Linked DNA regions of Homo sapiens: region 1 is linked to region 2. The links are chromatin contacts, found by Hi-C or POLR2A ChIA-PET in ENCODE. All regions are on one chromosome and are shown on one strand. Each heading gives the region's core, a stretch centred on a gene start or an enhancer-like site at or near the end of the contact. The rest is flanking DNA. Distances are from core to core; before and after follow the strand shown.

Region 1 (6,548 bases), core at 950-3,449, 48 kb after region 2:
CCTCAGCCTCCAGAGTACCTGGGATTACAGGCACTTGCCACCATGCCCAGCTAATTTTTTGTTTGTATTTTTAGTAGAGATGTGGTTTCACCATGCTGATCAGGCTAGTCTTGAACTCCTGACCTCAGGTGACTCACCCACCTCAGGCTCCCAAATTGCTGGGATTACAGGCATGAGCCACCGTGCCCAGCTGTTTTTTTTTATTTTTTGTAGAGATGGGGTCTTACCATGTTGCCCAGGCTGATCTCAAACTCCTGGGCTCAAGCAATCCTTCCATCTCGGCCTTCCACAGCACTGAGATTACAGGTGTGAGCCACCACTCCCAGTCTGCTTTTTGTTTTGTTTTGTTTTGAGACAGTGTCTCTCTATTGTCCAGGCTAGAGTGCAGTGGCACAATCGTAGCTCCCTGCAGCTTTCAACTCCTGGGCTCAAGCCATCCTCCCGACTCAGCCTCCTAAGTAGCTGGGACTACAGGTGTGTACCACCACACGGCTAATTTTTTAATATTTTTGTAGAGACAGGATCTCACTATGTTGCCCAGGTTGGTTAGGGCAACTCCTTGAACTCCTGGCCTCTAGTGATCCTCCTGCCTCAGCTTCCCTAGTAGTTGAGATTACAGGTAGCTATTATTTATTTAGTTATTTATTTTGAGACAGAGTCTCTGCTGCCTAGCCTGGAATGCAGTGGTGTGATCTCGACTCACTACCACCTCTGCCTCCCCGGTTCAAGCAATTCTCCTGCCTCAGCCTCCTGAGTAGCTGGGATTACAGGCATGCACCATCTCGCCAGGCTAATGTTTGTATTTTTGTAGAGGTGGAGTTTCACCATGTTGGCCAGGCTGGTCTTGAACTCCTGACCTCAGGTGCTCCGCCTGCCTCGGCCTCCCAAAGTGCTGAGATTACAGGCGTGAGCCACCGTGCCCGGCCAGGTAGCTATTTTTTTTTTTTTAACTGTAAAGAATATTGAACTTTGGGAGCCTGAGGTAGGAGGATCACTTGAGGCCAAGTTCAAGACCAGTCCGAGCAACATAGCAAGACCTGTCTCAAAATAATAATAATAATAATAGCTACCGTGCATGCATTTATAAGCCTTCGACATTGTGCAGGCAGCATCACATACAGTCCTCATAACAGCCCCATCTGTCGGCCAGTTATTTCCTACCACTTCCCAGCTGAGAAAACTGAAGGGCTGAGAGGGTAAGGCACTCTTCCAAGGTCACAGTCAGTGAATGTTGAGGTCAGAGCTGAAAGCAGGGCCAGCTGAAACCACAGCCCATGGGTTCAACAACCTACAGCCAGACCAAACCCTACTCATCACCCTTTTGTTTTTTTGGTGTGTCTTTGTTTGTTTTTTGATATGGGGGCTTGGGTGGGGAAGAGGAGAGAGAAGCAACCACCCATTTTTATACTGCCCTTGAGCTAAGAATGGTTTTAATATCTTTAAGTAGTTAGGGGAAAAAAAATCAAAAGGGCCTGGCGTGGTGGCTCACACCTATAATCCCAGCACTTCGGGAGTTCGAGGCGGGTGGATCACTTGAGCTCAGGGGCCTGTCCAACATGGCAAAACCTCATCTCTACTGAAAATACAAAAATTAGGCCAGGCGCAGTGGCTCACACCTGTAATCCCAGCACTTCGGGAGGCCGAGGCGTGTAGATCATGAGGTTAGGAGTTCAGGACAAGCCTGGCCAAGATGGTGAAACCCTGTCTCTACTAAAACTACAAAAATTAGCCAGGCGCGATGGCAGGCACCTGTAATCCCAGCTACTCAGGAGGCTGAGGCAGGAGAATCGCTTGAACCCGGGGGATGGAGGTTGCAGCGAGCCGAGATCGCGCCACTGCACTCCAGCCTGGGCCACAGAGTGAGACTCTGTCTCAAAAAAATAAAATAAAATAAAATACAAAAATTAGCTGCGTGTGGTGGCGTGCGCCTGTAATCCCAGCTACTCGGGAAGCTAAGGCAGGAGAATCACTTGAACCTGGGAGGCAGAGGTTGCAGTGAGCCAAGATCGTGCCACTGCATTCCAGCCCAGGCGACAGAGCAAGACAATGTCCCGAAAGAAGATAATAGTTCATGACAAGTGAAAGGAAATTCAGATTTCAACATCCATGAATCAAGTTGTGTTGGAACACAGCCACACCCATTCCTTTAAATCTTGCCCGTGGCTCCTTTCCTGCAGCAAAGGCAGAGCTGAATAGTTGCGACAGAGACCATACGGCCTGTAAAGCCTAAAATACTTACATCTGGCCCTTGCCAGAAAAGGTTTTGCTGAACCCTGCTCGAAATGGTTTCACTGTTTATAAATTCTCCACTTTTCTTTTTTTTACACTCAAATGAGTATTCTTCTTACCCCAACGCTCTGCTAAATTTGAACATGTATGTAGTTGCTTTTATAGGGTCGGTTAACATAAACCAATTGGTTGCTTCGCTAAGACTTTTTTTTTTTTTTTTTTTTTGAGAAGGAGTCTGGCTCTGTCCCCCAGGCTGGAGTGCAGTGGCGCAATCTCAGCTCACTGCAAGCTCCGCCTTCCGGGTTCACGCCATTCTCCTGCCTCAGCCTCCTGAGTAGCTCGGACTACAGGCACCCGCCACCACGTCCGGCTAATTTTTTTGTATTTTTAGTAGAGACGGGGTTTCACCAGGTTGGCCAGGATTGTCTCGAACTCCTGACCTCGTGATCCGCCCACCTCGGCCTCCCAAGGTGCTGGGATTACAGGCTTGAGCCACCGCACCCGGCCGACTTTTTTTTTTTTTTTAACTGTAGTTTTGTTTTGTTTTGTTTGATACAAAGTCTCACTCTGTTGTCCAGGCTGCAGTGCAGTGGCACAATCTCAGCTCACTGCAACCTCCGCCTCCTGGGTTCAAGTGATTCTCCTGCCTCAGTCTCCTGAGTAGCTGGGGTTACAATTACAGGCGTGCACCACCACGCCTGGTTAAGCTTGTCTAAGATTTCTTATACTGGTAGATGGATTCAAATCTATAGATGCAAACCTATGAGCATTCGGGTGTGTGAAGCCATAAAGACATTTACAACAGAAGGAGGTCTTAGAGGCTTAGTTTTCTCACACATGTAGGGACTGCTAGTTTTCCTTCCTGGAGTCCGGGCCAGGCCTGAAAAAGGCAAACTAAGAAAATCAAAATGACAAACTGAAGACAGTGAGGTAGCACCTCCCCGAAGTTATTCCATGTGTTTGTAGCATAGATTAAGCATTTATTTAGCAAACATCTGTTAAGGCCAGTTACACACTCTGCAGAGTCAGAGAGGAAAGAGGCAGCGAGGCATGTGGGTTCACACCTGAAGTCTCAGCTACTTGAGATGGCAGTAATGCCATCATAGCTCACTTCAGCCTCATCTGACTAATTTTGTATTTTTTTAGAGACAGGGTCTTGCTTTGCTGCTCAGACTAGTCTGGAACTCCTGACCTCAAGAGATCCCTCTGCCTCAGTCTCCCAAAGTGCTGGGATTAGAGGTATGATCCACCATGCCCAGCCAACAATGAATAATTTTTATAGTATGTCCCAAATGGGCTGTGGGATATACTTTTTTAAATTATTATTATTATTTTTTTAAGCAATGTCACTCAGGCTGGAGTGCAGTGGTGTGGTCATAACTGCCACCCCAGCCATCCAGGCTCAAGTGATTCTCCCACCTCAGCCTCCTGAGTGGCTGAGACCACAGGCAGGCGCCACCATGCTCGGCTAACTTTTTAAATTTTTTGTAGAGACAAGGTCTCGCCATGTTGCCCAGGTTGGTCTCAAACTCTTGGGCTCAAACGTTCCTCCCACCTCAGCCTCCCAAAGTACTGGGATTACAGGTGTGCACCACCACGCCTAGCCTATTTTTTAAAAATAGTCACTTTTTATGGGGGATTACAGTTTAACTGGGCCTTCTGTATTTTATCTGGCAACACTACCCATGAAGAGCACTGTCCAACTTTGAAGCCACCTCAATGTGAATGTGACTTTTATCTGCACCTGTAGTCTGTTTCTCCTCTTCTCCTGGGAGCGGGACTACTCATGTTGATTGGGTGCCAAGGGTACCAACCCGATGCCATATTAGGAAAGCCGGGCATGACCTCCAGGAGCTGGTTTGTTTGTTTTGTTGGGTAAAGATTTTGCCTGCTTACATTAGTGGGTAAAGGTTTGTTTTCTTTTGAGAGAGCCAGAAATATCCAGGCAGGCCTGGCCCCAGCAGGGTTGGTGGAATAGATCACAGCAGCTTCCTCCATGTCGTGCCTAGGAAAGCCCGCAAAGGATTTTTAAGGTCTAGTGGGAAGAGGAGGGAAAGGCATCTTGGTCTTTTGTGTGTGTGTATGTGGAGGGGGCATAGGTTATATGCAAATAGCATCTTCATGTTGGAAAGCCTGGCTTGAAGCTTCTGGACAACTTTCCTGACATGCCTCTACTCACCCCAGCACTCTCTCCACCATGGCCCCCCATTCTGTATCCATACCCCTGGCTTACAGAAAGTTCTTCCTCCCTTTGTGCCTAGCCTTCGATTCCCTCAGGGTGGCATCAGATCTTTTTATCTTCTAACCTAAGACGGAGGCCGCCCTGAGGAGTGTTAACATTGCCCTCCATCCCTGTCTCTGGCTGTTGTTCAGGAGTGCCGGGTCATGTCAGGACACGTGGAAAACCGGCGAACTTTCCTCCCTTGGAAGGTCCTTCTCACCCACCCACCCGCTGGTCCTCTCTCTTCAGGCCGGAACAGTCCCCTGTCCCTCCAGTGGAAGCCCCTCCCCCATGTGGATGTTGTCCTCAGGGCCTTCTCCAGGACATCCTGGGCATGCCTGGCCCCCTGGCTGGCTCAGAGCAGAGCTGAATTCCCTCCTGAGGAGGTATACAGCAGTCCATGCAGCCTTGGGTCCAGTTTGTCTTTTTGGCTGGTTCTTCCTTTTTTTTTTTTTTTTTTGAGACAGAGTCTTGCTCTGTCACCCAGGCTAGAGTGCAGTGGCACAATCTCAGCTCACTGCAACCTCCACCTCCTGGGTTAAAGAGATCCTCCCACCTCAGCCTCCTGAGAAGTTGGGATTACAGGCATGCACCACCATGCCCCGTTAATTTTTGTATTTTTAGTAGAGATGGGGCTTCACCATGTTGGCCAGGCTGGTCTCAAACTCCTGACCTCAGGTGATCCACCCGCCTTGGCCTCCCAAAGTGCTGGAATTACAGGCGTGAGCCACTGTGCCCAGCCTTGGCCGGTTCTTCCTTATTCACTTGGTCGATGAGGAAGCTAGGAAGCTGAGGTTAAGGGGCCGCCCGAAGTCACACAGCCAGCCAGTGGCCGACTTAATACCTTGAACCCAGGTCTTCTGGCTCCTAGACTAGACTTCTCTCGACTGTAACACACTGATCTGCCTAAAGTGCGTCCAGAGGGGTATATAGCCCGGTGGTTCTGCGCATGGACAGCGAGGGCCTGGTATTCAAAACCCAGGCCTTGCGCTCAGTGGGTGTGACATTGATAAAGTTGCCCAGCCTCTCTATTGAGCCTCAGTTTCCTTATTTGTCAAGTGAGGATAATGACAGTGCCTAACCGAAGGGAGTTCCTGGAGGATCAAATGAGAGGACGCTTATGCAGTACTGGTGCAGTGCCTGGCTGGCAGGAACCATTGTCAGAGTAAAATCGAACCAATGTGAGCCCAGGCACGGTGGCTCACACCTGTACTCTCAGCACTTTGGGAGTCTGAGGCGGGCAGATCACTTGAGGTCAGGAGTTTGAGGCCAACCTCGCCAACATGGTAAACACCCTGTCTCTGCTAAAAATACAAAAATTAGCCAGGCATGGTGGTGCACACCTGTAATCCCAGCTACCTGAGAGGCTGAGGAAGGAGAATTGCTTGAACCTGGGAGGTGGAGGTTGCAGTGAGCCGAGATCATGGTGGGACAACAGAGTGAGACTCCATCTCAAAAAAACAAAATAAAACAAAAACACAATGTGAGCAAAGAAAGAGATTCAAAAATCTCTATGTTGTCCAAAATTGGGAGTTGGATTTAAAAGTGACTGAAGGTAGGTCACTTTGAGTAATCTCAGCTACTCAGGAGGCTGAGGCAGGAGAATCACTTGAACCCAGGAGGCAGAGGTTGCAGTGAGCCGAGATCGCACCATTGCACTCCAGCCTGGGCGACAGAGCAAGACTCCATCTCAAAAAAGAAAAAGAACTGATTCCGAACACTCTTTAACGTAGAGTTCTAAGGATGGAAACTAGGGAGGGCTTGGATACCACTCATTTATCCACTCCCCCTTGGCGAGCCCAGTCATTGCCAGGCACTGTTGTTGGCATTGGGGGTACACCAGCGGAAGAAACAAAACCTTGGCCAGGCACAGTGGCTCACGCCTGTAATCCTGAGACTTTGGGAGGCCGAGGCAGGAGGGTCACTGGGGCCCGGGAGTTCAAGACCAACCTGGGAACATAGTAAGACCCTGTTTCTAAAATATATATATACATATGTGCTTCTACGTCGCCCCGCCCCTGAGCCGGCCGCCCAGCCCCTGGTGTGGTGCCTGGCGAGGGGAATGTCCCAGGTGGAGCTGGCGGAGTCACAAGCTCTA
Region 2 (6,215 bases), core at 340-2,839:
GCACAAAAGGTCCACAGTGCTGAACTTAAGAAGTGGGATACACACTGAGCCACTGCAGGGCAGACCACAGCCCCCGAGAGTCTCTGGATCCAGAGTGCATGCTGAATGAGTTGTGAGTAAACCTATTTCCGCCAGCCTTTCGACACTACTTGTCACTGCAGCCTAACCTGGCCTATCCTGACTAACAAGCACTCTTTCAGGGACACAGCTTGTGCCCTGTGTCCACAGCCCCAAATTCTTAGCAAAACACCTGCCACATGGGCATTTGGAGGTGCAGCTCAGAAGACACGAGGGGGAGGCAGCAGCAGCCTCTCAAACCCTCCCAGGAGGGACCCCAATCTCCAAATGCCAAGGCTTGACCTAAGTCTGCCTTTGCACAAACTGATCCCCCTGCCAGGCACCCTTCCTCAGCTGGCAAACTCCTGCCCACCCACCAAGAGCAGCTCAAGTGCCTTCCTCATCAAGAGGCAGGAATAATGGCTTCCACTGAAGCCTGCTCCATGCTCAGCATCAGACCATGAGCCCCTCGAGGCCAAAGATGGCTCTTTATTTCAGCATCCCTGTGCCCCCTGCAGACCCTGGGCCTGGCAGGCTCTCTGCAAACACTCCCCGAGTGCTGCCGGGTTCCTGGGCCAGGCTCCAGCCCCGTGTCACCCCTGCCCGCCTGCCCTGCGGCATCTTGGTTTACTTGCTGATTGTTTGGTAATTTGGATTTTCCTCCTATTAACAGTGCCAGAAACTGAAATGGCCCGATATAAAGACAACATACGAACAGAATTTTAAAGCCAGTACAAACATTTGAATTGTCTGGACAGCTCTAGGGAAGAACCAGATAAACTGGAAGCTGCCATGTGTCTTTTTTATTGAGTGGGGGCATCTTTCCTTTGACTGGGGAGTCACCAACCACCTTACCTGAAGACCCTCCCCCCGACCGGGTGCCCCACCCAGGGGAGGCAGGCCGGCCCCAAAGTCCGGGCGCCCCTCAGTGCAGGCACAGCAGCCTGAGTCAGTACACTCCCTCAGACCCAGAACAGCTTCCAGGGGTGCCTGGAAGCAGCTTTTCCCAGTGAACAGGCACAAGAGAGAGACAGAGTGGGTGACCCACCTTTGGCACCTCCCGGAGAGGTCATCAGAGCTGCAGGGGCTGAAAGCAGCACAGGAACTGAGGTGCCTTTGAGACTCCCCTCCTCAGTTCAATTTTCAGGAAGGAGGAAGTGAGGCGAGGGCAGGAGATCACGCAAGGCAGTGTTCTGCCACATCCAAGGGGCCACCACTTCAGATCAGGAATCATCCTGACTTCTTGCTGATCACAAACGTTAAATCTATTCCCTTAATGGCTCTCGACATCCCCGCTTTTTAGTGTGGAAATTCTCGACTTGAAATTGTTTTTGAGTCTTTTACTATCCCCTTGCAGGTGCGGTAATTTTTCTTTCCCCTAATTAGGGATGGGACCTAAATTGTGGGAAGCAGGGGAGTTGGCTGCTGGGAGAGGGAGGTAGTGGGGGGTGCTGGCAGGCTTGGTTCTAGCACCTCCTCCCCTCCCCGCTACCCCCACTCCCCCTCCTCCGTCAGCCAGCCAGCCTCAGGGCTAATGATTCAGTTGGTTCTCTTCACAGCAGCTTCTTAATCCCAAGAATGCAAAGTCATTTAGTATCAGCCTAATGAGCAAGGTAGGCTACTGCAGGAAGGGAGGCAGAAATTCCCGTGACATTTCCCTCCCTTGGACTCACTGGGGGAGGGAGAAGCCTGCTCAGGAAAGCCTGAATTGTTCTAGCACCTATCCTCAAGGTACCCCACACTCCTAAAATAGCAGCATAAGTGTGTGTGTCCCCAGCCTGTGTCCTGGATGCTGACACTCTTTGAAAGGCTGTGTTCCAGAGGAGACCGAAAGACTTCACCCAAATTCTGCTGCCAACACTCCTTACCTGGCCTGAGGGCTGGGGGCAGCTCCTGGTCCCTGGATCCCAAGCCCTTAAAGTTTAGTTGTCTTTGCCCTGCTGCTGCACCTCCAACCACAGGCAGCGAGAGTTTCCTGGTCTGATTTTGGTCAAACATTTGCTGGGCTTCTCTGTCACGCACTGGGCTGGCCTGGGACCAGAGGGGGACCCCAGACCGCAAACCCTGCCCCGAGATGCTAGCTGCCACAGGGCAGACCAGTGGGCTACATGCCATGCCCTCTGGCGGGTGTGCCACAGGCCCTTAAATAGCACAAACACCTGGGGGACAGCAGGAGGCACAGGGAAGTTTCAGTAGAGCTGCTGTGTGAGCCAGGCCCTGGAGGGGAGGGAGAGGGAGGCTGCCAGGGCACGCTAGAGAAGGCCTGCTAAGCACCAGGAGAAGCAAAGGCAAAGACCAGGTCATGGGCACTGGGGTTTCCTGGGGCCCCCCAGCCACAGGCATGAGTCAGCCCTGACCCCATCTCAGAAAACTTAAACCACAAGGCACCTTACTGGAGTATCTCCCTGGCCCCTCAGATATTTTCGGGATGGCAGGTCAAAGGAAAGTCCCAAGGTGTCGGGTCACATGGGCTCTGGCCTTGACCTTGACCCTGACCCAGTCCCTCCCTTCTCAGTCACAGATTCACCCACAAGCCCTAAGAAGAGCAGGGTAGGAGAAAACTGTATTCACTTCCCATTGCTGCTGTAACAAATCACAACAGTAGTGGCTAAAAACAACACAAATGTATTATTCTCTTAGGGTTCTGAGGTCAGAGGCAGGCTTCCTTTTGGAGGCTCCAGGGAGAAATCGATTCCTCCGCTTTCTCTAGTTCTAAAGGCTGTCCACATTCCTTGGCTTGTGGCCACAACACCCCAACCTCTGCTTCCACTGTCACATCTCCTCTGGCCCTCCTGCCTCCTTGTAATTACACCAGGCCCACCCAGGTAATGCAGGAACATTTTCTATTTCAAGATGCCTCACTCCTTCACATCTGTAAGCCAAGAGCAGTGGCACATGCCTATAATCCCAGCTACTTGGGAGGCTAAGGCGAGAGGATCACTTGAGGCCGTGAGTTTGATGCTGCAGTGCGTTATGATCAGACCTGTGAATAGCCACTGCACTCCAGCCTGGGTGACACAGTGAGACCCCCATCTCTGAAAAATAAAAATTTAAAAATCCCATCTGTAGTCATGTCATACCCTTTTACCATGTAAGGCAGCACACTCACAGGCTCTGAGGATTAGAACCTGCTGTCTTTGGTGGGGAGTGGCAGGGGCCTTACTTTGCCCACCACAACCCCAAGGCTCCCACAGCTCTGCCATCCCAGGATTCTCAGACATCGCCTGGAAGCATTCATGTGTCAGGCAGGAATGAATGAGGACCTGTCAGGAGTTTGTAGGGGCCTTCAACAGTCAATGAGGAGTTGATGGGGAGGAGCACAGCACAGCTTTGCACGGTACCCGCAGATTCCCAAGGGGCACTGGGTACAGCCCAGCATGGCCGCAGGGGTCCCTGATGGGAATGGCGGGAAAGAAGCCCAGGGAAGGGATGTGGGGGAACTGGGTGCTGGAGACCAAAGGCTCCAGGCCTGGAAGCCTTGGCTGCAAACCGGGGAGCTGGGTGATAATTACTGACACTTGGGCTCATCCTGAGGTCCATCAGAGGTGCCCAGGCACCTGACCCTAAAACAGGCAGCGCTTCATCGGCTACCCGAGAGACTCTCCAGTTTCAGAGAGGATTCCAGGGGCCTGAGCACGACCCAAATAAATGAGAGGCTAACACCAGTAATCCCCGAGCTCTCTCGTTCCCCACCCAGGCCTGCTCTCCCTGTCCCAGGCAGAAACAGGGACAGACGAGGCAGTGGCGGGGCAGGATTTGTGAGTGCCAGGCACTTCGTCCCCCTCACACTGGATCTCAGCAACCACTGGGTGGGTACAATGGTTGCATCTTTTCTTTTTTGGTTTTGTTTTGTTTTTTTTTTTTTTTTGAGACAGGGTCTCCCTCTGTCACCCAGGCTAGAGTGCAGTGACACGATTTCGGCTCATTGCAGCCTTGACCTCCTGGGTTCAAGCAATTCTCCCGCGTTCAAGCAGGAGCTACTTGGCCACCCAAGTAGCTGGGACTACAGTCGTGCGCCACCATACTCTGTTAATTTTTGTGTTTTTAGGAGAGACGGGGTTTTGCCATGGTGACCAGGCTGGTCTCGAACTCCCAACATCAAGTGATCTGCCTGCCTTGGCCCCCCAAAGTGCTAGGATTACAGGCATGAGCCTCTGCACCAGGCCTCTTTTTTTATTTTTTGTAGAGACAGGGTCTCACTATGTTGCCCAGTAGGTTGCTGGTCTCAAACTCCCAGGCTCAAGCAATCCTCCCGCCTTGGCCTCCCAGAGTGCTGGGATTACAGATGTGAGCCACCGCGCCTGGCCTGTCACCTCTTTTCAAGTGGGGAAATTCAGAGCAGTTCAGTATCCTGACCAAAGACTCACAGCAGGTAAGAAGCAGAACCACAATCTAAACCCATCCAAATACCAGTAATTCCCAGGCTCCCTTACTCCCCACCCAGGCCCGCTCTCCCCAAATCTGTCAGGAAACCCTCCTCATCCCACAGCACTGTGTGACTTCCTGGGGAGAAAGGGGACCTGTGTGATGGTGGGGGGCCCACCGGGTCTGTTGGGGATGAGGCTCTGGGATTTCTGGAACAGGGTTGTTCTGGACAGAGCTGCCTCTCCACCCAACCACCTGCTGCCCTAATCCTCCCTCAGAACCTTGACCCCAGGAGGCCAAAAGGATGGATGCCATTGCCCCAGGGGCCCCAAGACCTGAGGAGCAGCCCCTGAGCAGGCCTGCAGTGAAGGGCCCGGAAGGCACTTCCTAAGGTCCAGCCTCTGGCATGTCAGGATGCTGTGGGGTAGACACGCCCTGGGTCAATCCAGCCCAGAAGCCGGGGGAGCCAGCACCCTGTTCCTCCCCTCTCCACACGGTTGACAGTCCTGTCCAATATCAAACCTTCCAGGCAGAAGGAACCCTTCCTATGAAGTAGATTTCAGCTCAACCATAGGAAGAGGTTGCTGGCTTCCATAGGAAGGCAGTCAAGAGGTGATGAGCACCCCGTGACAAGAAGGATTCAAGCAGATGCCAGATGCCCACAGGCAGGGAAGAGAGGCCAATCTGTGGGGAAGGCAGTAGGGCTAATGTTTTAGGAGCCCTACCCCACCTCTAAAGGGTTCCACCAATGAGACAGAAATCAGCTGGGTCACAGGACTGCAGCTCATGAGAATGGTATGTCAGCTGGGTCTCTGGAGGAGGTGAGAATGAGCCTGGGGCCTCAGAGGACCCCAGTGCCAAGAGTCAGTCTCAGAGCCAGCTCTCGGCAGGCGGGCACAGCCCCCATCTTCTTCCTGCCGGCCTCCAGGCCTGTCAGGCTCTGCAGCTGGGAGCCATGGCTACAGTCCCCAAACAGCTGGAATAATCCCTCAGAGCCCCATGCAGGGGGTCACAGCTGCCACCAAGCCAAAGCCAAGAGCCAGGACCCTGGGCATTAGAGAGAAATGTCAAAAGAAGGATGCAGAATTCCAGAAGAGCGGAAGAACTGAGGCCAGCACAGGCAGGGCTTCCCACTCCCTGAGACACACAGCTCTGCGGTGCAGGCCACCAGGCGGTCTCCCTGCTGTCCCTGCACACACACTCTGCACCTTCTGCATCTGAAACATGGCTCATCACCCCCCAGCCCCTGCCCAGACTCACCCCCTGGGCTTCCCTCACCCCCACCACTTGGGCCTCTGCAGCAGGTGCACACCTCCTCACCCAGCAAGTCTCGCCCCATCTGTTCCTAGCACACCGGGCTTCCTGCCGTGCCCCACAGGTCGGTTCTTTCACACTTCTGACCACCTGCCCATGCTGTCCGCCCCTGGAACGCCCCCATCCCTGCCTACCATGCACAACACGGAAGCCTCTTCCTCGCACCATCCTCTCAGAGGGCGGTCCAAGAGGAAGGACACAGAGGAACCCAGGGTGTTGGAAAGGGTGGTCAGATCGAGACCTGAAGGGCCAGCACATGGTATATTCTCCTGACCTGAATGCCTCCCGTGTGAAGGACAATCCACAGAGTCCACTTCGTGCCAACCCTAAATGTCCAGCCCGTATCCCTGACTGGTGTGCTAGCCACCATCCTGGAGAAACCCTACTTGTCAGGATCAGAGCTCAAGATAGAGAGGAATGAGCCCCATTTGCAGGGGGTGGGCAACGGGGGCTTTTCTTTTCTTTTTTTGGCCAGCGTT

Evidence for each region. A loop is a pair of places that touch in the nucleus more often than their neighbours do. ChIA-PET counts read pairs that join two places held with the same protein, here RNA polymerase II (POLR2A). Pooled maps may share reads with other maps.
Region 1: a map of astrocyte of the cerebellum shows a loop between it and region 2 (9-fold over the local background). The contact joins two enhancer-like sites. A Hi-C loop is called at or near these places in 3 of 168 maps with a recorded cell type or tissue (IMR-90, astrocyte of the cerebellum and endothelial cell of hepatic sinusoid) and 3 of 50 pooled maps. POLR2A ChIA-PET finds 5 or more read pairs at or near these places in 2 of 52 experiments (Caco-2 and SK-N-SH).

Annotation. Positions count from the first base shown.
Region 1 is chr14:93,131,497-93,138,044 of GRCh38, forward strand. It overlaps the pseudogene CYB5AP3. Among named protein-coding and RNA genes, the nearest start is that of ITPK1, 19 kb to the left of the region's middle. Within about 2 kb of position 2,200, at least 5 of the 41 ENCODE cell types and tissues checked have a DNase peak (open chromatin) inside an H3K27ac peak, as active enhancers do.
Region 2 is chr14:93,084,433-93,090,647 of GRCh38, forward strand. The region is part of intron 2 of ITPK1 (inositol-tetrakisphosphate 1-kinase); the gene reads right to left. Among named protein-coding and RNA genes, the nearest start is that of ITPK1-AS1, 20 kb to the left of the region's middle. RefSeq lists enhancers at 211-834, 3,330-3,951. Within about 2 kb of position 1,590, at least 7 of the 41 ENCODE cell types and tissues checked have a DNase peak (open chromatin) inside an H3K27ac peak, as active enhancers do.